Linked DNA regions of Homo sapiens: region 2 is linked to region 1. A link is a loop called in an ENCODE intact Hi-C map of the cell type or tissue named here. Cell type or tissue: HepG2. All regions are shown on one strand. Each heading gives the region's core, and the rest is flanking DNA. Links, peaks and the distances in the headings are about the cores only. Region 1 holds the start of LOC399975 (a long non-coding RNA gene). Region 2 has its middle 11 kb from the start of ARHGAP32.

Region 1 (16,455 bases), core at 3,574-11,573:
ATCCAACTATAAAAGAGAAGCTAGGAAATGCAGTTTCTAGCTGGGCCAACATGTGCCCAGATAAACCCTGAGGATCCTATATACTAAAAGGAAGCCACAGAGAATGGCATTGGGTAGACAACTAGCTATCACTGCTGCAAGTAACAAAAGGCATGGATGCTAACTGAAAGAGGATTCAGTAAAGAGAGAATGATATCTTAGGAAAGAAAACTGCTAGAATAGAAGACCTGTAGGCAAGAAGAAATGAGATCCAGGCACAAATGTACTGCCTCAGGAACAAGCTCACTTTGGTCTCTTGTCACTTCTCGCACGCTTTATTTTTCAGAAGGGTTATCCGTTGATTGCATTTCTAGTAAATTAAAGTAAACCTTTCCTTCCATCTACTAAATCAATTACGCAGAATGTGTGTAAAAATCTGGCTTTAATTGAGCAGTTCTTACTTGGGTTGTCTACCAACAGGTTGATTCAGAGCTGCTGCTTCTCCATCAAAGACAGAATGACCAAATTTCAGAGTTGGAGGGAGTCTACAAAGCCCATTTTACATGTTCAAGGTCACAAGGCTACAAAGTATCCTCTCCAATAGTACATCACAAGTCCTCAAACTGCCAGATCATTCCACTATCTCCTTGCTTACTTATAATATTCCTTTTCATAAAATAGTTTGTCTCCCCATGAAATGAACACCTCCTGAGGGCAAAGACTCAATGACACCTTCTTACCTATCTATCTTCCACTGCTTGAAGCATGGCAGGAGACACACAGATGTACTCAGTGGATACTTGTCAGTTCACAGATACAAAGAGATGTGGTTTCCCTTATCCTACTGTGTCAGGATTGCTATTCCTACTTAATCTGGAGGGCCACTGAATATAAAACAAGAAGGAAGGTCTGTCAGATTCTCCTTAGGTAGGTCAATGGAAACTGGACCTTTGGAGACAGAAATTACTTGTCCAAAGTCACAAGCTGTTTACAACAGAGCCAAGACAAACATCCAGGTCCTCTTGACTCCAGGTTCAAAACTCATTTTCCTGTTAAAAGTTGCTTCACTTTTTTGGTCTGTGTTTGATATCCTGGGTAATTACTGAACTTCACATGATATATTCTGCACAGCTACTGAAGATGCTACTCATCTTAAGAGTCCTTCAACCACCTATATTTCTCCAATGAAAGGAGGAACAGGAATTACTGTTTCCATGCTACACACAGGGAATAAAAGCAGTGGAGTCAAATGGCTTGCTTCACATCACAAGGCTGAAATCCAAATAAGGATTTTACTATTTTTAGGGCAAACTGATAGAATTTTCTAGAAGATTCTCTCCTAGAGTATGATGCTTATCTTTTCAAACAGAGACAAATTGGACATAACATTTCCATAATGAATGGTTCACACATGCTTTTCCTCTCAATGCTTTCCATCTCCACAGCCTCCAATATTATGTATATTATAATCCAGGATATAAAATAAAATAGTAAATAGATACATAGCCGGAAGCAAAAAAAAAAAAACAACTGTGTTTTGAAAGCCAGAATTTTACTTCTATTCTGAACATTCAGATTCATGTTTTTCTCATGAGAAATTAAACCAAACACCCATTTCTCACTTCCTCTTACTTGTCCTACAACAATCTCCTTTAAATACAAGACTAGCCCTCCCTTGTCCAGTAAAACTGAAAATATCTACTTTATAAAATCCTTACACTTTACTACCTTGGGGAATATTCCTGCTCAAGCTTCATCTCTCCAGATAGGAAACGTCTGGTTTGGTTTGTTTTTTAACCTCAAGAGAAAACTCTGTCGCATCTCATCTTCTTTAGGTCTACTTTTTTTGAGGTGCTATAATCAGAACACCTTTCCAGGTGCTGTTCCCTGGTTTTGTGGAAGAGCCCTTCTGCCTCCATCTCACTGTTCCACCGAGGACAGCGTGGGAACATCAGTGCCCTCCCCTGTCTCCTCTGGATCATCTCACTTCACTGAAGCATCAGCTAAGGCCAAGAAACTGTACAGTTTGTAGAACTGCAAGAGCCACAATGACCCCAATTCTATTTTGTTTAACTCAGAACAATGGCCTTTTTTATTTGCTCACTCTTAGTTTGAGATTAATGTTAATAAACCAGCATTTGAAGTTGAGAGGCACACCAAATTTCTCAACTGTAAGATAATTTAAATCAAATACTTCAAAAAGCAGTGTAATATAAAAGTCTCTGGATAGTAAACTAGATCTATTTAGAAAAAAAAAATTAGCTTTTATTATTTCAACTCTGAGAAGCATGCCATAAAGATGTTAATGCAAATCATAAGGAAGACTTTAGAGTACATATACATATGGGGAAAATTATCCAACCCTGGCCTAATCAAAACCGACTTTTCTCATTCATCTTTCTAAAAAAAAAAAAAAGCCAGTACCAGTACCAAAATAGAAGTGGTATTTAAATCCAATTTATAAACTTAAGAACATTATCGGGAAATTATCAAGAATCAGGATCTATAAAAAACAGAAGTATCTTTCCACCCATTCTTAATGATCTGAAGTCAGCAAGTGATTAATAAAAATACACTACAGCATACAGGAAATTTCTCAAGTTATTCCGCTTATCAGCTGTTAACTAAGTTTCAGCAAAGGAGAAAATTCTATAGCAAACAGCATAACACTCAGGAAAATAACTCTATAATCTGGAGGTGATGGTAATATAAAATATTTTAGGCATACTTTCAGGTTAGAGTTTCTAATCATCATCATCTATCACTTACTGAGTGCTTACTGTATGTCAGAGATTGTGTTAAGCCTTAATATGTACCATTTCATTTAATCCTCACTACAACCTTCCAAGGTAGATACTACTGATATTCCCTGGTCACAAAGGAAATCTCTGAGGTCCCACGACATTAATTAGTTTGTCCAGGATCAATGTTTATAAATATCATAGCTGGTATGTGAACTCAAGTCTATCTGGCTCCAAAACAAAAATTAGTACCTTTCCAGGATTCTTAACCTTATAATGGCTATGATAGGAAATAGCACATATGCTAATTAAAGTAAAAAAAAAAGTTAAGTCCTAAATCGGGGGTTGGAAAACTTTTCTTTTAAAGAACCAGATAATAAATACTTGAGGCTCTGCAGGCCGAGCTATGAAAGTACTCCACTCTGCTGCTGCACTGCCAAAGTAGCCACAGACCCAAGAATGAACGACTGTGTTCCTACAAAACTTTACTGAAGGACACTGACATTTGCGTTTTATATCATTCTCATGACATGAAATTTTATCCTTCTTTGGATTGTTTTCAACCATTTAAAAATATAAAAATCATTCTTAGCCATGGGCCAGATATGGCCTGCAGGCTACAGTTTGCCCATCCCTTCCCTAAATAATGCAGACAAATTTAAAATATTTTTTACTAAACAGTTCTTACAAATCATTAACTTGTAACCTCCTTTGGTATTGTGAACTGATACTTTAAAGAAGTTCAAAGTCTTGTCCAGCCTTGGCACAGGCCAGTAGTCCCAGCTGCTCAGGAGGGCAACGCAGGAAGATCGCTTCAGCCCAGAATTTGGAGGCCAGCCTGTGCAACATAGCATGACCCTGACTCTATTAAATTTTAAAAAGCAGCAGCAGCAGTAGCTCACAGTCTCAATAAATTTGATCTGTCTCCAAGTAATTGAAAATTCCAGAGAGTTCAAAATTGCAAGTACTACCGGTGGATTTTCTAAATAAGACAGAGCACAGAATTTTGGAACTAGAAGAAATCTAACACGTTCTCATTCCTTATCTGTTTTTGTTGTTGTTGTTGTTGTTTTGAGACAGGATCTCACTCTGTTGACCAGGCTCAAGGGCAGTGGCACAATGATAGCTCACTGTAACCCCTAATTCCTGGGCTCAAGTGATCCTTCCATCTCAACCTCCCGAGTAGCCAGGACTACAGGTGTGTGCCACTACACTCAGCTAATGGTTTTTATTTGATTTTCTGTAAAGACTGGGCCTCTCTATGCTGCCCAGACTGGTCTCAAACTCCTGGCCTCAAGGGATCCTCCCACCTCTGCCTGCCAAAGCATTTGATTAGAGGTGTAAGCCACCCTGCCCAGCCTTTATATGCATGTTTTTTAAATTTCTGTTACAACATTTAAAAGAGTTTGCTAGGCCAATTTACCAGGTAACATAGGTTAGTAACTAAGTTTATACGTAATGACAATACTTTACATATTTAAAAACAGTTCTGCAGAGCATTTTCATATCCTTTCTATCATCTGATCCTTCACAGCTCTGTAAGAAAAACAATGCAAGCCTTCTGATCCCTATTTTATAAAATGCAAACAAGCTCAGAAATGTAAATAACTTGTCCAAGGAAGGTACGCTGTCACACAGCTACTATGGGGCAGAACTGCAACCACAACCTAACTTCAAGTCCTTGCTGCCTCCTGACTACTTCCATGGACATTGGACTTCACAATCATGGGTTAAATCCGAAAAATTCTCAAGAATATTAGTCTTACTCTTTAAAAGTTCAACTATGTTAAGTTCCTTTTTGTTTCATTCTTCTGCTACCACAGCCTTATGAAGAAAACAGATGCCTAGTCCTTAACATTTATTACATGCGTCTACGATCAACATACAGTGTGCAGATAATATACTCAGGTCAGCTTGGGAAGGAAAACACTTGAATAAGTCAAGAGAGAACAAGCAACAATAAAAACATCGTTTATATAGCACCGAGAGAGAGAGAAAGTAGAGATGAATGTATTGCCATTAGTGTCGCAGGCCAACTTCAGAAAAGCTTTTGGTGACTGGAAAATGATACGGAGGTTAGGAAATGAACACAGAAGGAACATAACTACTGGAATTCAAACCAACATCAAAGGCTCTAAAGAAGACAGTTGAGCCTGTCTTGCTGGTTCTTAGTCTCTCCCTAGAAAACAAAACAGTTACATAACTGGAGAAGGTTCTTCCAACTAACATTTCCTCTCTGTCCCACTTATGTTTTTCTCCCCCACTACTTCACCCTGTCACCCACCTCAATGTGAACGATCATACAGTAAACTGGGCTTCCACCTTAGCTGTGTCCAGACAAGTCTCTGTCCAAAGTGCTGCTTTATACACGGACTGCTATAGGGACCACGGTACGAAGATAACTGGCTTAAACACAATTCCAACCTGACATTTCCATAGAGACACCTGCTCTATGAAGCATCACCATATATCCAATTCCAAGAATGACTCAGACTCCAGACATTCCTGAAAATGGAAATCACAACATCCTAATGCCTCATCTTCACAAACAGCCCCATTAAAAAGAAAACACAACATTGAGTACTTGAAAAACTTTGAGGTCATGTTGTAGTAGTAATTAAAGCTTCTCTTTCCTTCACACTCAAGTCCAAGGAACAAATATCGATTCTCAGTTAGACTTCAATGTATCCAATAAGGAAGGATATATTGAGTCACAACCATAAATACTCAAAAATATTACAACAAATCCAGTCACTGATTCAAACTAGCAAACTGTGGAGACTCTTAAGAGCCACCGCACTCCAGCACCATTTGCTTTTTCTTCTTCCAATAGAAATACAAACATAGACAATGTTTACAAAAGCAACCAATGTATCAGAAAAGTTATCCCCATTCAGACTGACTTAAAAGGTCTAAATCTGTGCCAAATAAAACTCTGAAAGAATAGAAAATAAAAGAGATGCTGACAACAATGCTATGGCCCAGCTGCCAGCTAGCCATGTAGCATCACGCAGTGCCCCAAGCATTTTAAAGACAGATTGTAACTCTGCATTCAGATCAAAATTATAATTATCCAAATTCTATTTCCTAAAAGATGACTATTAAACTGCATCCCAAGCATTCTGCTTGGGTCTCCTCCTTCCTTCCATCTTCAAGTTTCACAAACAGAAGGTGAAGCTACAAAAGGTCCAAGGTAGACTAAAGCTAAGAAACCAAGTCTGATTTTCTCTCCCTACCGTTTCTTGTGTACTGCTTAAGAAAATCTTTAACATAAATATTTGATAAAGTCAAAAAACGGGAAACCAAGGTACAGGGGTGGCGAGGAAGCGAGGGGGAAAAAAGGCACTAATGCACCACCGTCGTCCAACATGCAGCGGCAACTTCAGTCAATCGGAAAGACGAGGGGGGAACTCCACGGGAGCCTAAGGGAGCAGAGACCTCTGGCCCCGCGGGGCCCACGCACACCTGGGGGCGGGACCCGCGATGTCGCCCGCGGGCAGCGGAGGGAAACGCTCCCGCGGCTCCTCCGGGAGCGCCGGTGTCCCTGGAGCCCCCACTCGGCCGCTCCCAGGAGTCGCGGCTGCCGCCCGCCTTGGGCCCGGGGCGGAGAGCGCTGCGGCAGGCCAGAACGCCGTCCGAACGCCCGGCTCGCGGAGGCCGCGGGGAGCGCGGGGCGCGGGCGCGGGAGGCGGTGGGCCCGCAGCGCCGTCCGCCCCGGGAGGCCGGGGAGATGGGGCCGGGGGCGGGGGGACAACCGAGAGGCTCCTCCGGGAGCATGCGATCCGGAACCCTCACTCTAAAAAGAATATTTTAAGAAGGAAAGAGAGGCCCCCCGCAGCCTTCCCCGCGGGGCCTGCCCACGTCACCGGCGCCCCCGGCCCTCCCGCGCGCCCGCCTTACCGAGCCCCGCGGCCCCGCCGCGCCGCCGCGGCGTCCCTGCGCCCCGCTGGCCGCTCCGTGTCTGCCCTCCGCGGGCCGGGCCCGACGCCCTCCGCCCGCCGCCGCCGCCGCCGAGCGCCGCCCGCGCCGCCGAGCCTAGCGCCTGGCCGCCGAGGGCAGCCGCGGGGGCTCGGCCGGGCGTCCCCCGCGCCAGCGCCTCATCCCGCCTCGCGCCCCGTCAGGCTCGGGGGCGGGGGCGCCGGGCCGCGGCCTCCAAGTCCCCACCTCCGGCACGCACCGCGCTCGCCCTCCCGCGGCGGAGTCGGCCCCCGGGGACGCGGGTCCTCGGGCTCCAGAGCCTCTCACCCTGACGCCTTCGGGCCGCCCCCGCAGCGCCCCCGCCCAGCTGGCCGGCGCGTGCCCCCGCCGGAGCCCGCCGCCCGCCCAGCCTCCGCCTCCTCCGCTCCGCCTCCTCCTGCACCCGCGACGCCCGCAGCGGGGAGAAGAGGCGCGCCGCCGCGGCCGCGGGCACGAGCACGCGCGAGGAGGGCGGGCGGCGGGCGGAGCGCGCGCGCGGCCGAGGGGGCGGGGGCGCGCCGAAGCCTCGCCTGCTGTTGTCCCGGGAGCGCACGTGCGCTGCGGTGGGGCGCCGAGGGGCGTTCGGCGGGTGCCCCTAGGGGACTGGGGGACAGGGAACGCGAAGTGGGTAGAGACGCTGCCTGAGAGGTCCCGACGTAGGCTGTTGCCTCGGCCCCGGCATTGTGCTGCGGTGCAAAAATAAAAAACCGGCCGCCGCCGCAGCAGCAGCAGTAGCACCGGGAAGAGGCATCCTCCGAGACTACGGCAGTGGCTCCTCTCTACTCCCAGCTGACCCCCAGAACACTGTCACCGCGCCGCGGAGGAGAGGGGGCTTTGCCTCAAGTCAGGAAGATCCTCGCCTCTCCATCCCTTGCACATTTGGGTCTAGAATGGACGCGCCCCGGTTATTATTTGGAATCCGGGGGCCTAAAAGTTCCTTCAGTTGGCTTCTTCATTCAGAGTTATGGACCAGAAAATTGAAAGTGGCATGGCAGGGGAGAGAAAGGACAAGAAAGGGTGAAAGAGTGGCCAAACTGAAGGTGCGTGGCTAGACTGAAAAGAGGTTTTGGAGACAAGGGAAGGAGCTCCCTGGGAACCCCCTGCCTGTGGATGGCACTGCCCTTGGTGCTTCCCCTGTTCCTTTTGTTCAGCCCCCAAAGGCGGTGCAGCACTTCCACCTGCAACGACCATCTGTGTCACAGAATACAGGAAAGATATCTTGACATTCTACCGCGTTCTATTTTCATTTTTTTCTTTCAAGCGTGTACCTTTCACTTCTGACTCAGTTTGGTATCTAAATAAATGTTGGGGGTGATTAACCTACAGAATTCACTCTTATTCTCAAGTCTACCGATGCCAAATACTGCATCATCTAATGTCACTGCAGTAATTTGGGTCCACTCAGCATTTAGTCATTTCAGTGGGAGTCACTGAATATAAAACGTGGCCTTGACCGCGATTAGCAGAATGTCAAGGGCATACGTGAAGCAGGATTTCACCACATCCTGGAGAGAAATTAGAGAGTGAACATGCACAATAATCCCACTCTTCCAGCTTCAGTGTAATCAAAGTTGCTTTAAAGAACAAGTACTAGGGAAGGGATGGAATGAGAAGATTTGCCTAGAAGCACAAACTAGGATGGGAAAATTTGAAAGAAGCCAACTTGAAATAAATGCATGGCAGCCCTCTGCTGGAAATAGTCAGGTGCACCTGAGATTCATAAGGGTCTTCATGGATACCTCCTAAGTGCTACAGAAACAGCAAGGTAAAGAACAAAAACTAGAGACCTTCGACTTCAGCATAATAAGGCCATAGTTTAAAACTCTTCTTTCACCAAACTGCAGCAATTCCCTGGGGTTCATCTTTGGGCCACAGAGAGCCATCTCTGCCAGAGAGGGACAGGTATGGATTAGGTAGCTTTTGTTGTTCTAGGGGTTTGTTGAGCATTAAACACAAACATCCTGTGATAGCAAGAGGAAGTCGTGTGGGACAGAAAACCAAGTCACTATGAGAAGCAAGTTTTGCCCAAGGCCCCAGTCTCTTGGCTACTCGATGACAATATGCATTCTTTTCAGAAATCCTTCACATCCCACAGTTTCACCACCGCACCCTGAAAGTCAGCCACAGCAGCTGAATGGATGTTAAATGGTTTATGGTTAAGTGGTGGAGGTACATAATATATAAAAGAGCTAGGATTATGCATACATTGGATGACACAGATATTTTACTTTAGAGCCTCTAAACATTTTGGTAACTTTCTCTCCTTATATGTAGTATATCTAGTTTATAGAAGAGAACAAAGGGATGCCATGTGTGTTTTCCAAAGATTAGAGGTGTTTGAGCAAGTTCAAGGGTGCTGGTGATGCTCCTTAACCTCATTCTGAGCCAGCACTCCCTCTCCTTGGGCCACACTGTCCAAATGTCCTGTGTCCTAGTTATTATTGCCAAACCTGCATATGAACTGGAAGTTGTGATTGCTGGGTAACTCTGCAGCCATCTGCCCTTGGCGTTTCAGATGTTTGTAATCAATTACCTCTGTCCTAATAACACCCTTAATGATTAAATACATAAATCACAAAAAATTGCAACATTCCTTATACAAGAAAAAGTCTGTCCAATGTTAAATAACTGAATGTGTAGCTTATGTATGGTTTGATTCAATATGTACAAGGTGAGGGGTAGGAGGGGAGGGGAAAAAACAAATTCCCCCTCTTGCCGAAGCTATTGGAGACCTCAGGCTGGCCTCCTTTCTCAGTCTTGGCACTGCTGTCTGCCAGGAGGTAGCATCTGGGTTCACTCCTGGCATCTCAGATCTGTTGCATTGCAGTCCCCTCTAGACGCTGAAGCAGCGTCACGGTGCAGACAAGTAGGGCCAGTGACGAGGGCAGCCACACAGAGGACTGCAATACGTACCTAACCTTGAGTTTGAAAGATGGCCTGGGAATTGAGCAAGGGAGAGAGAAGAAGCTTATTTGCATCCCCAAATTGAGAATGCTCAACAGCTGTATTGAGAAAAGTTGCTGAAAGTAGGCCAGGTTTCATAGAGAATTTTAACACAGAATTTTCCCAAAGCGACAATTGACATTGTCTTGCTTATTTATTCTTTCCTGGCCAAAGCGCCAGCTGCATATTGTGTCCCTATTAAAAAGAGATGTCAAAAAAAGATGTGTTGTCTGTCTGTAGCATACTCCTTGCTAATATTGACGCTCGTGAAACAGCCCCTGTAAACATGGAATCCATGCCCACTACCATGGGCAACATTTTAAGGAACACCAGTACTGCTGTTCACTGAGATGTTATTAATCCCTGATGCATTCATTGAAATGATAAACTTTCCATCTTCTCTCCTTTCCCTATCACATTTTCATCATGAACCTCTATCATAGTAATTCAGAACTTTGTGTTATTCTCCTATGAAATTTTTTTTTTCAGTCTTTAAACCTTAACACCAACTCCACCTATTGACATGTCCACTTTTGAATGGGGTCCTTGGCCTCCTCTGTGATTCTATCTGCTGCCTGCCCCAGGGCTCTGACCGTGGGCCCCTCCTGTTCTCTTTCTACACTGCCACCCTAGGCAGCATCCTCCAGCAAGGCTTTAAGTAGCCTCTACTTTTAACCCTGGCCCCTCCCCAGCACTCCACCCTCTTATATCCTGCTGCCTCCAGGCATCTCCATTTGAATATCTCCCACTTAATGTGTCTCAAACAGAACTTTTGATTTCCATATTGTAAACAAAACCCAAAACTGATTCCTCCAAGTCTGCCTCATCACAGGACAAAAAATATCTCTTCCTTTCAATCACCACGTTCATTTTAGCCTACCTTCAAATGGTACGGAAGCCAATCGCATCCTTCTCTCTTAACCACGAACACCCATGTCTGCCCTCCCCGTGATCTTTCTCCTGGGTGACTGGGACAGACGAACCATCACCCTGCTTCCACTTTTTCCCCTCCACGGTCTAGCCTCTACACAGCCACCAGAGAATTTATTGTAAAGCATTGGTAAGATAATGTCCTTGTTCTTGCCCAAAACACTCCAGGGCCCTGTGCTTCTAATCACACTGCAATAAAATCCAAAGTCCTTTCCCAGCCTTTCAAGTCCTTTCAGCCCTGACTCACCAGTTCAGTTTTTTACCTTTTGCCATTCACTCTGCCTCAGCCACACCCACCTCCCTCCTGAGGTTTCTCAGACCTGCCAGGAAGACTCCACCTTCCTGGCTTTTAAATTAACCTTCCTACTACTATATAAAATAGTTCTGCCTTCTCTGTCCCCTTACTCTGCTTCTTTTTTTTCTCATAGCACTTATCACTACATGATTATGTTGTGTAATCAATATTTATTATTGGACTCTGTTCCTAAAATGTAAGCACCATGAGGGCCTGGACTTTGTTTATTCACAAATGGGTATGTTTATGCCAAATGAATACATAAATGGTACTATCAGGGTGCAAAGTCTTTATACACACTTCTTACCTGCTGTTGTGTATTGCCATGGATCTATCTTTATACTTAGTACAAGTGGAAACAATTGCAAAGTGTAACATTATGTAATTTAAATTTCCTGTACTTTCAGCTCTGACCTCTCCCCAGCCCTCCAGCCTCATATATTCCACAATAAAATTATATCATTTGCAGTGCACTGCAAGTCAAATCAAGACAAACTATACTGAAAATCTAAGAAAATATCAAGATTCAGCAGAGAAAGGTACATATTACATGAGGAATTTAGTGCCCGTAGGACAAAATCACAGTCTAACCTTGCAATTAGGTTTTAATATGTAGAAATTAAAGGCACAGAAAAAGCCAAATTATATGAATTGGCTTCTCAATCCAAACTGAAATAATCACCATGGTGAGAAAGAACATAAATTTTAGGAGGACAAGTTTCCCTTTCATTTTTTATCTTATCTCACTATGTAGTCTTGGACAAGGCAATTAACATCTGTTTTCCCATCTGTAAAATGGGCTTGCCCGCTGTCCTCTTTAGTTGGGTATCATAAAGATAGAATGACTTAATTATTATAAAAATGTTTTAGAAGAAAGGAATTTTGCAAGTGAACAGTGATTATTATTACTTTCCAAACTTCTTTGTGTAATATTTTGAAAATGAGGAAGAAATAATATATTTTTTCAATGTGTCTAAAGACTGAAGTGAATCAGCATTTCTAAATCATGCAGCACTTCCAAAATTATCAGAAAAAACTTTTGGAAGTCGCGAAGCAACCTGTAGAGTCACCCAAGTATATCACCTACCATGGGAGGCTCTATATACTGAAGCATTAGGAGGAACAACACGTAATCCATTTTATAGTCAGAGTGCACTATGATCAGGAAGTGAAAGGAATAGCACGGAAATGCAAGCATTTGTGTAAAGTATTAATTCCACTTCTTATCAAACAATATAATGTGGAGATCCTTGAAAGAATGAATGAACAAAGAGGCAACTATAACATTTCTATATATGACATGCTTCAGGGCAGCAAAATGTTTGGAAGGAGAAAGAGATCTAGGGGACTTTTTGAAGCTCTGTCTCCAGCAAGCATGCTGCTTTATTTAGAGCGTATGTTTAATTGAGGTGACTTGGAGGAAGCTAAATCTCCCATTGGTGGCTGTGACAGTGGTGAGAAGTTGCTATTACTCATAAGCGCGCACACACACACACACACACACACACACACACACACTTTACTGTAAACACATTGAATGCTCCACTCCTCCCTCCAAGCTTGGCCTGAATCAGCACTCTACTCAGTGATGCTCCCAACCCCAAAGGCTTTTATTAGATCTAAAGAACTGAAACCAGTGTTGAGGAAATGCATGGGAAAGTGACTTGGGAAAGCTAGAGATCAAAGAGAGGTCACTCAACTCCAGGGTGGCTGCTTTCCCAGGGTGCTCCCAGCAATTCCCCTCCCACGATTTTGTCTTTTATGGCTTCCAGTTTCCAGAACTTAATGCATCTCAGAAGGTCTAAAACATCTGTGTTTTTCTGCTATATTCAAAATACTTGTTGGCGGAGGATTTACCGATGTCTCTGACACTGCATGCAGTGATGTGATGTTTCCTGGGCAACTTAAGAACTGTAGTAGGTAATCCTATAAGGCATTTTATTATTTTTTAAAATCACTTGTACTTGGCTTGGGAAGTTATCTTGTATTTAACTTTAAGCATAGATGATCCCTGGATATACTGAGGGCTAGGGGACATAATGTGTCAGACAAAATAATAAAACTACCCTATCCAAATATTATTCTCCTGTTCCCTACTTAATTTTTTCTCTTATGTATTTCATGCTGAAAACAAACAGCATTACTCCTCAGAGTGATATAAAAGGCCAGTCTCAGGCAGAGCTGATAACAGACTCAAACTGACTCGTTGACTCCTGCTTTCCCCAGTCATGGTCTGATTTTAAAAGTACTTATCTGTAGTTCTTGATTGATTTAAAAAAAAAAAAAAGCAGCAACTCCCTTACTCATGGTAACAGAATGCTCTGTTAAAGAATACTACAACAGTGATAGGTTGGGTCAAATAGTTGAGAAAATTATAATTTAGGCAATGCAGAGTTTTCTGTGCACCTTTCAAAAGAAAACTTAGTGCTTTATCAAATATGAGGCACTATTAATTTTGAGAGAAATTCAGGCACAGAGAGATTCAAAACCTATCTAAAATTCAGTCTATGCTTTATGATAATAAAAGAGAGATATCTCTTTTTTGTAAATATGTGTTGATGGCCAGGTCACACAAAACAAGACGATACTTTTTTAGAGATGGGGGTCTCACTGTGTTGCCCAGTCTCATCTCAAATGCCTGGGTTCAAGCGATCATAGCTTGGATTACAGGTAGGTACCACGGAAGCCAAGGCAAGAGGATCACTTGAGGTCAGGAGTTTGAGACCAGCCTGGGCAACATAGCAAGACCCCATCTCTAAAATATATAAATAAATACAATTTAAAATATTTTTAACGTTATCCGTGCATTTCTGTGCATCACAGGAGAAAGTCCACCAGAAGAGTGCAATCCTTCTCCACTCTCTTTCGTCCCCTTTACTACTGGAGGGGAGAAGACAAAGGGTCCTTACATTTACATTTCCACCACCGCCTCTAGTTACCATACCTGGGGCAGTTGGCTGTAACTCTTTCCATGCCCACAAGAACACAGCATTAAAAACAAAACCACATTCAAGTACAGTGACTCCAGCTAAGCTGTGGCGTGTTGATTAGCCAAACCATTGGCATTTCACATGCCCAGTCCTTGCTGTTCTTTGATGGGCAAGTAACCCCGAAGAAGAGAGCAATTTTTCCATCGTCACCCATTTTATAATTACTAGCCCTGCTTCTGGGCTGGCTGTCACATCCTACACCTCCCCAAATCCTCTGGTGCAACTTTTTGGGAGAGTTAAAACCTCCTCGATGTCACCTTGGTACTATAATGATGTCCTTTGACAGAAGAAACAAAGTCAACCACCATGTTCTCCCTGAGAAGTTCAGGAAAGTTTGATTCTTCCTTTTCCAAAGGAGAAAAGTATCTTCAAGGAGATGACTAAATCTTACTCAGAAGCATCCTTCTTCATTAAGTTCTCATCTGTATGGTACCATGCTGGAGGCTGGGCAAAGAAAAGCAAATAATGAGACCCTTCCATTTCTCTATGCTTTGGGTTTAAGATCGACAAAACCCACAAAAGCTAATCTCCGAGTATACAGACATCAAACAGCTGTGCAAACATTGGACAGATGCATAAATTAAATACAAAAGTAAATAAAGTATTTACATTATGTACAAGTCATGCAGCTGCTGTTACTACACTCCACGAAGGCTCCAGAGGGAAGGAGGGACATTAAGCTGAGCAGATTGTCTTTTTCGGTCGGGGATGGTGTCAGCAGGAAGGAGCAGAAAGGTCACACATGGCTCGAGGAACAAAGACAAACTGTTACATAAACTCTTGTCTGCTGGTGCACAACCTCTAAACGTAGTCTTCAGAATGAAGCAACTTTGTTTCTCAGAAATAACTTTTATATCTCAGACTATGCTTTTAGGAATCTGTGTCAGTAACTAATTTTAAAGTGTCAGGGATGGCCCCATGGCCAGCAACAGCAGGAACCCAATGAGATGACCTAAGAGATCACAAGAACTGTCCTACCTCAAAGACTACCTTGATATTCTACATGTGTCCAGGGTGGGAGAAATAAAATGAATGGCAGTAGCCCACTGCCATTGGAAACTCTGCCTGGTATCCTGCTGCTGTGGAAATTTCCTCAGTCTTCTCTATGGAGGAACACAGGATGCAGCGCAGCTTTGTTTAGCCTAGATTCCCATACTCTACACCTGGAACATAGGACACATGAATGATTGATGAACTACTAAGCAGCTCATGAATCTCTCCTTACTTTAGGAGATAAAAGGGAGGATAGCCTTTTGTGTTTATGTTAAATTAAAATACCATTTTTATTCAGAGTAGCCTGTATAGTGTTCTATATTTGAGGAAAACAAAAAGATTTAAAAAGAGAGAAAACAACACAAGCCCCTGGTTTAAAAAAATTAGAAATGGCAGTAAAATGGAAAAATTCATAACTACAATTCAGAGGTAATCATTATTAATATTTTGGTACATATCTTCTACATGTCTTCATGTACATGGATATATATAAAAAATTTTAACAGAAACAAGATCATACTGAAAATAATGCATGCAATCTGCTTTTTTCCCCTTAATGCTTTTTAAACTTTTCTTGCCAATAAATATTTCTACATTATTTGTATATAATCATATGTCTATGCCATATTTTTTTAGTCCCCTGTTGTTGGACATTTCTAGTGTCATGATTTTTTTTTTTTTTTCTCTAACTTGTAATGGCTGGTGGAGCAATCTTATCACTAAAGGTGTGTGCACAACACAGACTTCTGAGAGTCAGAATTCTTCCCACACCCACCGGCTGATACTTAGAATTCCATGCCTAGTGCCTCAGTCCTTTGCCTTAAGGATTTTGTTTAGTTAAAAAGTGAGTCCCAGGAGAGCTGTTTCTTAAAACACTATCTGACACTGATTTCCCATTTTTCCTTGGGAAGTCCCGAGGAGAGTCGCAAAGACTGGTTTTATGCTGAGGTCTTGGCCCTGGGCCTTGGCTGATGAAACCAGAAAAGTCCCCAAGTTCACGCATGTTCTGGTAGAACCGTTACAATTTTATAATTGACTAAACTCCTTGAGCAGTTGGGAACACAATTAATGCTGGCTGGTACTAATTATTGCCTAAATTCAGTTTATTATAGGAAATAGGTTCAGTTCTTAGCATATTCCCTCAGGACCTGGTCCACATATTCATTAATTTTTACTCCCAAATACTTTATATTTGTATGGTTTTCTGTAAATATAAATCTATTTACCTTGTAGCCTATCTTTATTACTGCATGTTCATTGAATTAAACTTATTCAGACCTCAATTTTTCATTTCACTTCTAAGCAATATAACTGTGATCAGTCATATCCCAGAATTCAGGACTGGTACTGTAATCCCCACAGAGATGGTATAGTTCTTTTTATCTACAAATCCAGGATTTTCTTTAACCCAACACACATGTCTGTGAGGTGTGTTATCACAGTATAACATACCTGGTTACCCTGTGAAAAGCAGAGCCCAGGAAGAGTGAAGGTTCCTGTTTCTATGCAACCATAGGTATGTACGTGTGTGTGTGTGTGTGTGTGTGTGTGTGTGTGTGACAAAGAGAAGAAGAGAGAGACAGCGAGAGAGAGACACACACACACAGAGAGAGAGAGGGACAGAGAG
Region 2 (16,455 bases), core at 3,950-11,949, 77 kb before region 1:
CCTCCCAGTTCAGGCAATCCTCCTGCCTCAGCCTCCCAAGCAGCTGGGATTATAAGTGTGTGCCACGACACCTGCTAATTTTTGTTGTTGTTGTTGTATTTTTAGTAGAGATGGGGTTTCACCATGTTGGCCAGGCTGGTCTCGAACTCCTGATCTCAAGTGATCTGCCTGCCTCTGCCTCCCAAAGTGCTGGGATTACAGGTATGAGCTACTGTGCCCGGCCTCAAAGCGTTTTCATGAATCCTATTCACCTTTTCTTTTAATCATTCTTTTGTTCTTTCATTATGATGGTTGATTTCCCTCACTTCGAGCCTTTCAAAAGTGAAAACGTGAACTGTGAGTGGTATTTTTACACAGAATACTGAAGGACAGTTAAATGTGCACATCTTCCGAGGCTTGTTCTGTTTTGACTCTGCCATCACAAGTTTTTTAAAAATGTTTTTCCTGCCTCAGCTTCCCGAGTAGCTGGGATTACAGGCACCCGCCACCACACCCGCCTAATTTTTTATTTTTAGTAGAGAAGAGGTTTCACCATGTTGGCCAGGGTGGTCACAAACTCCTGACCTCAAGTGATCCACCCGCCTCGGCTGGAGGTTGCTGTGAGCCGAGATCACGCCATTGCGCTCCAGCCTGGAAGACAAGAGCGAACCTCCGTCTCAAAAAAAAAGGAAAAAAAGTTTTTAAATTCAAAACCTACATGTGTTTCTGTTTTCTGTTCCCTTCTCCAGTAGTAAATGAAAATCCAGCGGAATCAACAGGTGATGGTTAACAGCGGGGGCAGGGATGGAACACAGCCGAGTCCATCACTCTGGCTACCAGTGTGTGAGAGAGACTAGATACTGCTGAAGACCACAAGGTGGTTTTAACTCCTTTTCTTCCTGATTTGTTTAAACCCTGATCAGCCTTCACTTTCCCAACAAGCTTTTATGGAGCTGAAGTCTTTGACTGAAACCACAGGAGTCACCAGCAGTAATTTCGAACTAGCTGGTTCTCATCTTCTACCTCCAAGAGGTAGGGAACCTGAGGGGAAGGGAAATAGCTAATCCCACAGCAGCAAAGAGAGAAGCATTCTTACAGCAACAATTTAAACACTGCAAGTCAGAATGAATTTTTTCGAAGAGAAACATTGTTAAAAGTGCTGACTTTCCTAGTAGCAGTGGTAAGTAGTAATAATCACAGCAACAGAGTTGGCCCACAGGTTCCGTATGCATGGGTTCTGCATCCATGAATTCAACCTCTTGGTTGAATCAAAAATACTCAGGGAAAAAAGAGGGATGGTCCTATCTGTATTGAACATGTACAGGCTTCTTCTTGTCATTATTCCCTAAACAATACTGTATGCCAACTATTTACATAACATTTACATTGATAGTTATTATAAGTGATCTAGAGATGATTTAAAGTATGAGAAGATGTGCATAGGTAATACGTAAATACTACAACATTTTATATAAGTGACTTGAGTATCTACAGATGTTGGTATCCACAGGGTGTCCTGGAAACGATTTCCCCATGGATACCAACTGATGACTGCATATGCTGAGCACTGACTCTATATGCCAAGCATTGGATTAAGGCCCAAACATAACGAATTATATAATTCTCCCAACCACCTCATGAGGCAGGAGCCATCATATTACAGGTGAAGAAACTGAGACTTAGCATCATAATTTCTCCAGGATTATCCAGTTCATAAACTTGCATTAAAAATACTTTTCAGGCCAGGATCAGTAGCTGATGCCTGTAATCCTAGCACTTGAGAGGCCAAGGCAGGGAGATCACCTGAGGTCTGGAGTTCGAGACCAGCCTGTCCAACACGGTGAAAACCCGTCTCTACTAAAAATATAAAAATTAACCTGGCTTGGTGATGCATGCATGTAATCCCAGCTACTTGGTAGGCTGAGGCAGGAGAATAGCTTCAGCCTGGGAGGGAGAGGTTGCAATGAGCCAAGAGCGCGCCACTGCACTTCAGCCTGGGTGACAGAGCAAGACTCCATCTCAAAAAAAAATAAAAATACTTTTCAAAAATCCAAACCTAACCACACCATATGAAATGTTACTTCTGTGGGAAGACTATATGGTTTGCATTTTGGTCCACATTCCACTTATTAGCCTAGACGTCTCTGATCTCACAGTTTTTTATTTTCTCCTTTTTGGGGGATGGGCCATGATACTGCTGAAATGCTGACCTACATCTAATTCTATATCCAATACCCGTTATCTACATGGCTGAATGCAGTATACATTTGGGTTCACTATCAGGGGAGGGGTATGGACAGGATATCACACAGCAAAACAATAGCAAAGCAGTAGAACCAAGATCTTGATGCTCTGACATCGTTGTTCCTGTTCTCCCATCATAATAATTGTTTTTTTCAAAACTGTTCAATACAGTGCATGGCACATAGCCAAGGGGTCAATAAATGTCTCCTTAATTGGGCACCAAGCTTTGTCCACAGACTGCTTCATGAATATGAATATAAATATAAATATAAAATTTCTCAGAAAATTTTGTATTCTAAATGTGAATAATGTGTGCTCTGTGTAATATATATGTATGTATCATATAATTGTATCAGAAAGAAAAATTAAGCAAGAATCCTTCTAAAATATTTCCAATGACTGAAGATTTTCCTCCAAATGTATGGAGCACAATATATATAATGTAAAAATGTCATTCATCATTATTCATTTTTATACTATCTATACATTCATTCAAAATTTAGATTTTTTTATAACAATCATTTTTGTAGGCGTTTCCTCCACTGAAATAATTAACTTTGAAAAAACAACTCTTTCCTTCTTTATTATGGAACACTGATGTATTCTGGATCATTATATATACATTGACATTTGGTTTAATTCACAATGGTATCTAAAGAGGAAACAATTCTTATGCATACTATGGCAACTTTATTTCATGAAAATATCAAAAATAAAGAATCCAGTTAATTTAATATGATTCTCTACAGGTAACTTTAAACATAACAGAAAAGGTCTACTTGAATAGAAAACTGACAATTTCATGTTAGAGCAGATTTTGCTTCACTAAACACATGTATTCAAAGGGAGATCTAACTTTCAACTGTTCATAGAAGCTAAATGATATTTCTATAAAAAAGTTAAAATGGCTATCTTAAAATACATCATCACCATTGCAAGGATATATGAATAAAAATCACTTTCAAAAAGCTGTTCTTATAAAACCAGAAAAAATAGAAATGGAGGTACTGTATTTTGAAGTCAAACAAGCTCAGACTCAAATATCAACTATGTCATTTACAAATAGTGTGGTCTTAGACAAGTGATAAGGTTTGGCTGTGTCCCCACCCAAATTTCATCTTGAATTGTAGCTCCCATAATTCCCATGTGTGGTGGGAAGGACCTGGTAGGAGACAACTGAATCATGGGGGTGGTTTCTCTTAAACTGTTCTCATGCTAGTGAATAAGTCTCACGAGATCTGATGGTTTTATAAGGGGCACCCCTGTCGCTTGGCTCTTATTCTCTCTTTGCTGGCTGCCATGTAAGATGTCCCTTTGGTCTTCCTTCATCTTCTGCCGTGATTTTGAGGCCTCCCCATGCATGTGGAACTGTGAGTCAATTAAACCTCTTTCCTTTATAGATTACCCAGTTTCATGTATGTCTTTATCAGCAGTGTGAAAACAGACTAATACAGTAAACTGGTACCAGTAGTGTGGGGCACTGCTGCAAAGATACCCGAAAATGTGGAAGCAACTTTGGAACTGGTTAACAAGCAGAGGCTGAAACAGTTTGGAGGACTCAGAAGAAGAAAGAAAAATGTGGGAAAGTTTGGAACTTCCTAGAGACTTGTTGAATGGCTTTGACCAAAATGCTGATAATGACATGGACAATGAAATCCAGGCTGAAGTGGTCTCAGATGGAGATGAGGAACTTGTTGGGAACCAGAGTAAAGGTGACCCTTGCTATGTTTTAGCAAAGAGACTGGTGGCATTTTGCCCCTGCCCTAGAGATTTGTGGAACTTTGAACTTGAGGGAGATGATTTAGGGTATCTGGCAGAAGAAATTTCTAAGTAGCAAAGCATTCAAGATGTGACTGGGTTGCTGTTAAAAAGCATTCAGTTTTATAAGGGAAACAGAGAATAAAAGTTCAGAAAATTTGCAGCCTGACCATGCAACAGAAAAGAAAAACCCATTTTCCAAGGAGAAAGTCAAATCAGCTGCAGAAATTTGTAAAGTAACAAGGAGCCTAATGTTAATCACCAAGACAATGGGGAAAATGTCTCCAGGTCATGTCAGAGATCTTTGTGGCAGTCCTTCCCATCACAGGCCCAGAGGCCTAGGAAGAAAAATGGTTTCATGGGCCAGGCCCAGGGCCCCCTGCTGTGTGCAGCCTAGGGACTTGGTGCCCTGTGCCCCAGCTGCTCCAGCTATGGCTAAAAGGGGCCAAGATACAGTTTGGGCCATGGCTTCAGAGGGTGCAAGCCCCAATCCTTGCCAGCTTCCACAAGGTGTTGAGCCTGCAGGTGCACAAAAGTTAAGAACTGAGGTTTGGGAACCTCTACCTAGATTTCAGAGGATGTATGAAAACACCTAGATGTCCAGGCAGAAATCTGCTGCAGGGGCGGGGCCCTCCTGAAAACCTCTGCCAGGGCAGTGCAGAAGGAAAATGTGGGGTTGAAGCCCCCACACAGAGCCCCCACTGGGCACTGCCTAGTGGAGCTGTGAGAAGAGGACCACCGTCCTCCAGACCCCAGAATGGCAGATCCACCAACTGCTTGCACTGTGAGCCTGGAAAAGCTGCAGACACTCAATGCCAGCCTGTGAAAGCAGCCAGGAGGGAGGTTGTACCCTGCAAAGCTAAAGGGGCAGAGCTGCCCAAGACCATGGGAACCGACCTCTTGCATCAGTGTGACCTGGGTGTGAGACATGGTGTCAAAGGAGATCATTTTGGAGCTTTAAGATTTGACTGCCCCACTGGATTTTGGACTTACATGGGCCCTGTAGCCCCTTTGGTTTGGCCAATTTTTCCCATTTGGAACAGCTGTATTTACCCAATGCCTGTACCCCCCATTGTATCTAGGAGGTAACTAACCTTCTTTTGATTTTACAGGTTCATAGGCAGAAGGGACTTGCCTCATCTCAAATGAGACTCTGGACTGTGGACTTTTGAGTTAATGATGAAATGAGTTAAGACATTGGGGGACATGACTGGTTTGAAATGTAAGGATACAAGATGTGGGAGGGGCCAGGGACAGAATGATATGGTTTGGCTGTGTCCCCACCCAAATCTCATCTTGTATTGTAACTCCCATAGTTCCCACACGTTGTGGGAGGGACCCAGTGGGTGATAACTGAATCATGGGGGTGGTTCCCCCATACTTTTCTCATGGTAGTAAGTAAGTCTCAAAAGATCTGATGGTTTTACAAGGGGAAACCACTTTCACTTGGTTCTCATTCTTTCTCTTGTCTGCTCCCACATAAGACATGCCTTTCATCTTCCACCAAGATTGTGAGGCCTCCCGAGCCACATAGAACTGTGAGTCCATTAAACCTCTTTTTCTTTATAAATTACCCAGTCTCGGGTATGTCTTTATCAGCAGCATGAAAATGGACTAATACAACAAGCAACTTAAATTGAGTCTCAGTTTCGTAATCTCTAAAATAGAAAAAATAATACCTTTATGATGTTAATGTATAAAATAGAAACAATGCATATAATGAAACTATAGTAGTATACAGTACAAAGTCCTCAATAAATTATAGCCATTGTCATCATTATCATCCCTGAACCATAAAATGTTTTCATTACTGTGATTATAGAAAAATTGAAAAAAAATCTTAATCTGTAAATCTCTGGCTTTTAAAAAATATAATCACTCTGTAATTTTTATTATTATTTAAAAGAGAGTGCTAATCTAAAAAATAAGAAAAAAGTCCCTATTAAGCCAGTAAGTTATTTTCTAATTATCTGAATTATTTCCATGAATGTGAAGTATGGAAAATTAACAACTACAACAGAAACCCATATTCTTCCTTCATCACATTAATACAAGGATTACAAAGAACATATAAAATCAGATCATAAGACAATTCAACATGTCATTTCCAGTGTTAATAAGGGATATTAAGTGGAAATTTCATAACCGTATGAATAAGAACTCTCAAAATTCAACTGACATGGTCTTCTGTTTTTGAGTCCTGTATCTTTCACTGTAATAAGCAAAGATTATAAGTATACTTTCTGGTATTCAAGTTTGAAAAGTATGTAATGTTTATCGATGTAGAAAACTGCTTTCAACAAATACATAATCTCAGCCTATGGTTTCACTGGATCACTAACTTTTCATTATTATACATTCTATAATCATCATCTCATGTAAATATTGTAGAAAAATACTATAACGGTATACCTAACTAGATCCCCTCCAGACAATTTTTAACCACTGTTCTAGAGCCTGATATCAGTAACCAAAAAAATAATCAGAAAACCCTACAGAGTGTGATTCTACTATTTATATCTACGGATAAATCAAAACTACTGTATATAATTGTTAAATAAAATCTGAGGCCAGTGATGATTTTTCTAGTAAAAGTAAACAGCCACTAAAATACAACATTTACATGTAGTGGTTACATGAAAACAAAAAAAACAAAAACACAGCCAGGTGCAGTGGCTCACACCTGTAATTCCAGTACTTTGGGAGGCCAAGGCAGGAAGATCCCTTGAGGCCAGGAGTTGAAAACCAACCAGAGCAACAGAGCAAGACTCCATCTCTATAAAAAAACTTTAAAAATTAGCCAAGCATTGTGATGCACATCTGTAGACCCAGCTACTCAGGAAGCTGAAGTGGGAGGATCGCTTGAGCACAGGAGTTCGAGGCTACAGTGAGCTACAATCATGCCACTGCACTCCAGCCTGGGCAACAGAGCAAGAGCCTGTCTCTGTCTGTCTGTCTGTCTGTCTGTGTCTCTATTTATTTATATATATATGTGTGTGTATATATACACACATATACATATATATATACAAGTACATATACATATACATATACACACATATATATACTGGTAATAAAAATAGTATTTTTAATACACACATGCAAAGAAGAAAGTTTGGAAAACTAAATAACAAAGATAATGCAGATGATTTTTACTTCCTTAAACTTATTTACATATTTTTAACTTTCTAACATAAAGATGTATTCACTGTTTAACTTTTTAGTTTTAAAGAAGTTAACAGCATGAGTTAAAAGATCCACTCTACAGTTTCTTCTCTTGAGTAGGTGGATGCTGTTTTTCTACCCTGTATACCACAGAAGTCAATGAAAATGTTTACTGAATAAATACATAGGATTGAACGACTGAAAAATCTAGGTCCCAGGAATAGGAAATATAAGTTCAAAAATAAATGAAGGCAATGTGCATAAAGAAGGCAATATTCTTATACTGACCAAGATAAATCAAAAATAGAATATGAAAAAAAGCAAAGACAAGAAGTAAAATCATGTATGCGATATAAATAAGAAAACTTAAACAGATTCTTTTCATATCAAGATCTCAGAATCATGAAATAAATTTATATATCAGGAATTAAGTCAATTTCCCTTCTAAATGTTTCCCATCCTAACCTATGAAGAACCAAAATCAATGGTATTTAAACCACATTAATAAAAAGATACAATAACCACAATATCTACAAGTACAAGGATTGCACCAACCCAATATTTACTGTTGAATTCACACGCCACATCACTTTGTCTCATTGCTTCCTTTCTCAAAAAGGTCACAAAAGCCAACTCAGAAATACTTTGTTCTAACACTAAAGAGCTCAAAGTGCTCTTGTGCAAGGGGGGGAAAATAAAAAAAAGAAAAGAAAAGAAAAACACGCTACCAGCGTAGCAGATTCTACTGAATGAAATCAAAGCAGTGCTTGCTTCAGCAGTACATATACTAAAATTGGAACAATACAGAGATTAGCACCGCCCCTGCGCAAGGATGAAATTCAAGTAGTCAGAGGCTAGAGAGAACAATTCATACACCTACCTAGCTATGGGCACACGGAACAAGCAAGTTGTATCAACTTCAGAATTCCACTGGCAGACTCAACAAATAACAAAAACACTTGCTTTATCAGATACATTCGAATCTAGTGATCTTAGGAAATCCCTCTCACTGGCTAAGCAACCATCTTATCAGTCTAAGTGACGACCCGTTTTTGCCTTCAATCTACAGATAAAGTAAATCAAAACTATTACATATATTGGCTAAATAAAATCTGAGGCAAGTGATAATTTTTCTAGCAACTTATTCAACATGTGCAAGTAGTAAACAATAACAAAAAACACCAGTAAAGTAACACATGAATAAAACATATCAGAATCAGTCATCTTTTTAAATGAACACTGGATATTAAAAAAGTATCTCTATCTGAAAAGGAATCTATAGGACTGAAAGAAGAAAACAGGCTACAGTTAATTAAGGTAAAAGTATAGTGTTGAAAATTAGGGACTGATTTAGTAAAAGATCTTGTAAAAATAATGAAGGTTGAGAATTCTTAAACATAATGTTGAGCCAGGTGTGGTGGTTTACCCTGCAATCCCAGCACTTTGAGAGGCTGAGGCAGGAGGATCCCTTAAGGCCAGGAGTTTAAGACCAGGTTGAACAAAGTCTTGTCTCTACAAAAAAAAAAAAAAAAAGAAAGAAAAAAGAAAAATTAGCTGGGCATGGTGGTGCACGCCTGTAATCTCAGCTACTCGGGAGGCTGAGGTGAGAGGCTTGAGCCCAGGAGTTCTAGGCTGTGGTGAGCTGTGATTGTGCCACTACACACCAGCCCAGTCGACAGAGTGAGACCCCCATCTAAAAAAATTGCATATATATATAATTGCATACATAATTATATATAATTTTATACATATATAAATTATACATATAAAAGTACATATATACATATGTATGTATAATATATATTTATACTATATAAAATATATAATTACATAATTTATAAAAATAAAATATATATAAGATTGAATTAAAGGAAGTAATATTTCCTGAGTTAAAAATTTGATTGAATATGCTATAGTCCATGAGATACAGAAGGCATCAGCTATATTACACATTTTAGGACCTTAGAAAATTGTGGTCTTATCATACATATAAATTGTATACATATAAAAACTATACATATATAACCATATTCCTGCTCACCGCTGTAACTGGACTTCCTCCTAATGTTAATGATACTGCAAATAAAAACTCTAAATATAAATTGAATGCATAATCAGGGGAGAAAGCAAATGGTCTAAGTAGACTCGCCCTCAGTGACAAGTCTGGGGAGAGGTCAGGAAGAGACTAGGATGAAATCAATAGGGGTAAGGCTATGCAAAAAGAAAAGAAAAAAAAGTTGTACTAAGTTTTCATGCTTGAAAAGCTCAAGGTATTGCACACATTCAGTAGAGTTTCTCCCACGAAACTAGTTGAAGAAATAGAAATAAATCCAATGTTTTCAATCTGCCGTTTACTTACTGGTATCCTTACCTGTATAGTTCACTCTGCTTTGAAGTTGGTTTGAGACTGAAGTAATTTTAGCAACTTGCTACTTATCTTATTCTGACTGCTCCTCTGCTATTTCTCAGAGAGGGTTGTAAGAGTAAAAATGAGAATCAACAATGACTAGTTTACTTAAAGTACTAGAGACCATTCAACTACTTACAAAATTACAGGCATTTTTCTCAAATCACAAACATCTTATCCTCAAGTAACAGAAGCTAAATGCTGTACTTTTAAACTTTAATTTGGGGTATCTTATTTTGATTTAAAGTAAGTGTACTACTATTCTGGTATCAGTAATTCTTCAATTTTATTTTCCTAGGAAGGAGAATTTAAGTTCCTGCCTGCTCATTTATTTCTGGAAACAGAGAAGCATTTTTCCCATTATCCTTTCTTATTGAAATTTGTTCTGCTAAGTTTTATCCACTGCAAAAATAAAGTTAATCATTTGAAGAATAAAATATAACAGGGAAGTAAAAAGAAGTTTAATATATGCAGCTCTTTAAAAGATACACAGATTTATGTTTAAATTTGAATGATGCATAAATTAGGAATTTAATATCTGTCTACTTCTTCTGATTTTGCTAGAACCAGATATCAATATTATCATCTCTGGGGCTTTTTATGTTATATTTTCAAAATGAACAATGAATACAAAGTACATTTTCTGATGCCTCAAACATTACTTGAAAAATAATAAGGCTGTTTTTAAGTGTCAACTGAGAATTTTCAAGTTACATCACTGTTCTGACTTTGCTTACTGATATACAATTCATTAAGTTACTTTTTCACTATTACAGGTACTATTCAAGTTACAAGATACACAGCAATTGGAAACAACAGTATTATCCTTGAGTATCCATGGTTTCCATTTAGAAATAATGCTGGATTTTTAAATTTAAGAAATTTGGGCTCAGACAATTCAAATTCCTTCTGTGCCACTTATTACCTATGTGAACTTGCACAAGTCACCAAAAATCTCTGAAGATCAATTTCCTCTTCTGAACAGAATAATCATACCCAGTCATATTGTTGAAGTAATTACATGAAACAGGATAAAGTCCTATATAGATGTTCAAAAAATGGAAGGTATAATATAACAATAAAAGAAAAGTACTTGGTGAATCTAGGTTTGGATCTACTAAAATGTTTAACTCTTCTGGAAAAGGAAACAAAATTCTCATTTATTTAACTTACTACTTTAGTTTTTCAATATATATGCTAGATACTATGATGCTATCCTTCAAAGCAATTACCACACTCCTAAACACTTAGTATGTACTCAAATATCATTTAATTTAAATATTTTAACTTTTTTATTATGGGAAATTTCAACCATATACAAAAGTATATATAATAGAATAATGAACCAATAGGTATCTATTACTCAGCTTTAACAATTAACAAGGGCAAATCTCATCTCTACTCCCCACCCCCATCTGACTGGATTATATGTAAGCAAATCCTAGATATCATATCATTTCATTCGTAAATAATTCAGCATGTATCTCTAAAATATAGTATTTTTAAATAAAAATATTATCTTACCTTAGGAATCCACTAATCACTCAATTACCACAAATATCCACTCAAGGTAAACTTTTCCAACTGCCTTGAACCTTCTTTTTAATTAATTTATTTACTGAAACATGGTCTCACTCTGTCACCCAGGCTGGAGTGCAGCAACACGGTCATAACTCACTGCAGCATCAACCTCGTGGGCTTAAGGGATCCTTCTGCCTCAGCCTACCAAGTAGCTAGGACTACAGGAATGTGCCACCATGCCTGGCTAGTTTTTAAATATTTTGTAGACATAAAGTCTTGCTATGTTGTCCCGGCTGGTCTCAAACTCCTGGTCTCAAGGGATCCTCCTTGCCTGGGTCTCCTAATCTGCTAGGATTACAGACGAGGGCTGCCACACCCAGCCATTGATTTTTTCTTTTTTTAAATAGCTCATTCATTTGAATCAGAAAGTCCACACATGATATTTTGGTAAATAAGTCTCTTAAGTCTCTTTAAAGTTTCCCCTTCCTCCATTTTTTATTATCATATATGGTTGAAGAAAACAGGTTCGGTATATTCTCTGACAGTCTTTATCTTGCTGATTATGTCTCAGTAGTGTTGTTCTATGGGTTCCTCTAGCTCTTATATTTCCTGTAAGCCATTCTTTTTTTTTTTTATGAATATACTTTAAGTTCTGGGGTACATGTGCAGAACGTGTAGGTTTGTTACATAGGTATACATGTGCCATGGTGGTTTGCTGCACCCACCAACCCATCATCTACATTAGGTATATCTCCTAATGCTATCCCTCCCATAGCCCCTCACCCCCCAACAGGCCCCGGTGTGTGATGTTCCCCTCTCTGTGTCCATGTGTTCTCACCGCACAACTCCCACTTATGAGTGAGAACATGTAGTGTTTGGTTTTCTGTTCCTGTGCTAGTTTGCTGAGAATGATGGTTTCCAGCATCATCCATGTCCCTGCAAAGGACATGAACTCATTCTTTTTTATGGCTGCATAGTATTCCATGGTGTATATGTGCCACATTTTCTTTATCCAGTCTATCATTGATGGGCATTTGGGATGGTTCCAAGTCTTTGCTATTGTGAACAGTGTTGCAATAAACATACGTGTGCGTGTGATTTATAATCCTTTGGGTATATACCCAATAATGGGATCGTTGAGTCAAATGGCATTTCTGGTTCTAGATCCTTGAGGAATCGTCACACTGTCTTCCACAATGGTTGAACTAAATTATACTCCCACCAACAGTGTAAAAACGTTCCTATTTCTCCACATCCTCTCCAGCATCTGTTGTTTCCTGACTTTTTAATGATCGCCATTCTAACTAGCATGAGATGGTATCTCACTGTGGTTTTGATTTGCATTTCTCTAATGAACAGTGATGATAAGCTTTTTTTCATATGTTTGTTGGCTGCATAAATGTCTTCTTTTGAAAAGTGTCTGTTCATATCCTTTGGCCACTTTTTTATGGGTTTTTTTTTATATAAATTTGTTTAATTTCTTTGTAGATTCTGGATGTTAGTAGCCCTTTGTCAGATGGATAGGTTGCAAAAAATTTTCTCCCATTCTGTAGGTTGCCTCTTCACTCTAGCTTTACTGAATGGCTTACCCTGATGTTTTCTGCCATTTCTACAAGCCTTCTAAAATAAATATTAATCAAAAGAATAACAAAAATGATAAAATAATAGAAAGTACAAAGAAAAAAACAACCAATGGGCCAGAAATAATCTGTTCTTGCAACATATTAAGAATGTATACATGGGGCAGCTATCCAAGGCATGGCACATTTAGAGGTTTTGAATGTTTCTCTTGTAACCAAAATGGGCTCTTTTGTCCTCTCCCACCATCTACAACATTTCTACGTCCTCCCACACAATCCACTAAGAAGAAGGGCATTACCTGCACACAACTGAACAATCTATGACTATTACTAAGATTCCACCTAGTATGTTTGCCACTCTGATTCATTCCTACCGTTTTAAAAGAATAATATAAAAGCTATGTGAACTTCGAAATATCCTTAAAGTAGAGGACAGAAACATTACAAGCACTCCTATTTGGTCAGGAAAGAGGAAACAACTTATCTTAGAATGAATTCATCAGTTTCATAAAATGCAGGAACATCCCATTCTAGTCTATTAAACTTCATTCTCCAACTCTAGAGATCAAGAAAAGATTTAACTGTAACAGGCTGCACACCTCAGAAAACACAGATTCATGAGATGATATTAATGCAGAGAAACAGACATTAATAAACCTTGCTGAGCCTGGGCGTCCAGCATGTTAGTTCCAAGTAATGTAGTTTTGTCAAGGAGAACTAGATCTCCTCCCACCGACTACCCAACAAGAAAACATACTATTTGGCCAGTGTACCAGAACCTTCAGATCAAACAACAGTTAAGACAATAAGAGATTCTGAAAGGATCAAATATATCCACAAATTAAGGAGGAGTTCTTAAGTAAACAAATGGAAAAGACAATTAATCATGCATTGCTTGTTTGGCCACCTTCAAACAACCGGACAGTGGATGACCATCCATTCTGTCATTTTCTTTTCTTTTTTTTTTTTTTGAGACAGAGTCTTGCTCTTGTTGCCCAGGCTGGAATGCAGTGGAACATAAATTACAAAATACATACCAGCATAATAAAAATACCACCTTAAACTAATATCGCAGTTTACTATTTTCAAAGCAATTTGACATACTGCAAAGAAAACAAGTGACAAAAAAGAGTGGAAATTTTCCATCTAAAATAGAAACTTTAGAGTTCTAAACTTTCCAAAGAACAGAAAGTATTCAGAATTGAATTCACTATAATCCTTCAATAACTATATAGTCTAACATTCAAGAGCTTAATAACAAAAACAGTTGTAACACATTCCAAGATATGAGTATGCCACAAGAAAGAATGGTAATTTAAACAGCATTGTTTTCCAAGGAAAAACTCTTAAGACTGTTTCTTCAAAAGCATGGCTTTAGAAGAGAGATTCTCAACATTTTTTCTCTGCCCCAAAACAGTTCGAGGATACACACAATCTCATTAATAACAATGACTCATAACCTATTTAGAGATTTATTTTGATAAACAATTTTAAAAGCAAATTATCTTTGAAAGTGTCAAGCTGGTTGAGCATTCAAACCTTAAGGTGAAAATTATTTTAATTAGAACTTAATTTAGTTGAAATCTGCAGCACAAAAGAAGTTAGAGAGAGGCAAGAGAGGAAAGGGGCTGGATGGCACGGAGTCTCTGGTCAGCTAAGGGCAATAACAAGAAGACGGACAAAGAAGAAAAAAAGTAGGATTCTAAATACAAAAAAAAAGTAAGATATATAAAAAAAAGTAAATATAAAAAAAAGTAGGATTCTAAATACAAATAGACAGCACTAAGGATTTGTCTAGGCACCTGGAAGGGTACCTTTACTGCACATGCCTTGACAGGAGCTGAATTCTTATGTCAGAAATGGCTTGGAAGACTGCAAACGGAAAACACCCACTAGGCAAAGCCATCATTTTTCTCAAAACTGAAACACTGGTTCTATTCCTGGTTTACAAATTTTGCAAAAAAAAAAAAATTGTAAAAAGTTCTGAAAAATGTAATACATGATGGCAAAGAAAGTAAAGATTTTTCTTCTCTAACTCTTAAAAGCACAAAACTGAAGATCATAAAATCAATTCAGTGTATGAATGTTTTATCAAATATAATAAACTTAGAACACGAAGGATACCACTTAAAAGCTGAAAAGTTTTGTATGTAACTCTAAAACTTCACAGATGAAATCGACATAAATCATAACCAGAATGTCGGGGGATATCAGTAAGGGTACCAATATGCTTCCTCAAAATATTCTTGAAATAACACCAAGGTGACAGAATGCTCAAGTGCACGAACTCTGGTTGTGAATCAATGTGGGGGTAATTCTTATGCTGTTATTCACAATTTTGTGAGGCTACCATCTCTGAAATTAGGAACATTTGCCTAACAGCTGATGCAGATGTCTATGACAATAAAGAAGAATTAAGTCAATGGCTACGACTGCTGAAAAGAATGAGAAGCCAGAGAAGCATTCATGTCAGAAGACAAACACTTTAAACTACTATTAGCATTTACCGGGATTTCATACATTTGACTATTTCCAAAGGGAGAAGAAACCTTGAAAACAGTCTATTCTGAAGTCAGCTAGGAAACTAAACTCTAGAAATTCATATTTGTTTCTTCTACCTTACAACTGTATGGGAAATTTTCACACTGTATTTCACTTTAATTCTGATAACCAGAAGAACCTAGTGATGTGATAAAATAAACAACACTGTCCCTGTATTACAGCTGAGAAAACTGAAGCATGCCCAAGGTCACACAATTTACAAGTGGTAGTTGCCTTTTAGTTTATCTTTGAACAAACATTTTAAATGTCTCCTCCTCTGAGAAATTTTCAAATTATTACCCAGTCCAAAGCATTCTCCTTTCTGCTTTCCCACAATACTTGCAAAAATACCACTCTCAAATACTTCCAAAAACACAAAACAGACAATGAGACATTAAGCGATCTGCACAAGGACGTACTGGTGGAGCTTTGAGTCTGACTTCAGAGATTATGCAATTAACCACTCAACTATTTCCCGAAATGATCACTAACCAAGTATGATCTTTTCTGCTATAACTCCTTTGCATAAAGTGAATTAGTTCATATAAGCTTAGTAAATGGGGTATGATGTTAATATAACTCAGATTATATATAACTATTTTTCCCACACTTTTTGGCCGTGTATGTCCAGCTTAACACGAAGTTCACTGACACAAGCCAATGCAGTGAACTGCACGGGACTGCTGCACTGTTCATGGCGCTCATTCATGCCACTCTGTTGCTACTTCAATTTGGTCACTTACTATGTCCTGGTAGGGCTTTTTGCATAGCACTTCCTCATTTTTTGTGTACTTTGTCCTAATCTTCGGCAGTCTATCAGCCTCAAACCTTCAATGCATCCCTTTCCATCAGCAACCACCACCTTTAAAGATAAAATCCTATATTTACTGTAATATTTCTTTACTTATTAGGACTCTGACATGTTTTTTAACTAACTGTTTTTAACTAACTGTTTTACTAGACTGCTATTGCTTTTATTAGTGATCTGGATATAATGCTGTATAGATTTTGAGTGATTTGTGCAACTCCATTTTTCCCAGACCTTTAATTTCTAGTATATGATGGTTACAACCACAAGATTTCTCAGAAATGTATCACAATTATAGCAAAAACAATTGTATAAAAATGTTTTTGAACCAATATCAATATTTACTATATATTCCTTTAGAGCCAGTCAGATCTTTCAAGTTTTTCTGCAGAATAAAATTGCTTCCATCAAAAACGCTGGGCATCTAACACAATAGAACAGTTATTCATTCC

The links. Hi-C counts contacts between places; a loop is a spot of excess contacts. Peaks named below come from ENCODE experiments on the same cell type or tissue, not always from the same donor. Only the 100,000 strongest peaks of a DNase experiment are listed, where the experiment ranks them.
Region 2: a loop joins it to region 1, with 2.9 times the contacts of the local background. A loop is called at or near these places in 3 of 110 quality-filtered maps.

The regions. Positions count from the first base shown.
Region 1 is chr11:129,272,526-129,288,980 of GRCh38, forward strand. LOC399975 (a long non-coding RNA gene) reads right to left here and starts at 10,639. Exons shown (of 2, transcript NR_145484.1): 1 at 10,501-10,639. It overlaps LOC124902791 (a long non-coding RNA gene), which reads right to left. Exons shown (of 2, transcript XR_007062950.1): 2 at 12,435-14,279. It also overlaps a transcript of ARHGAP32 not described here. RefSeq lists an enhancer at 10,506-11,007. In HepG2, for the core only: a CTCF peak has its summit at 6,906; DNase peaks (open chromatin) are centred at 5,096, 6,996, 8,136 and 10,796; H3K4me3 peaks cover 3,908 bases.
Region 2 is chr11:129,195,057-129,211,511 of GRCh38, forward strand. It overlaps a transcript of ARHGAP32 not described here and the pseudogene RNU6-874P. Among named protein-coding and RNA genes, the nearest start is that of ARHGAP32, 11 kb to the left of the region's middle. In HepG2, for the core only: no CTCF peak of the experiment used is centred there; a DNase peak (open chromatin) is centred at 7,795; H3K4me3 peaks cover 963 bases.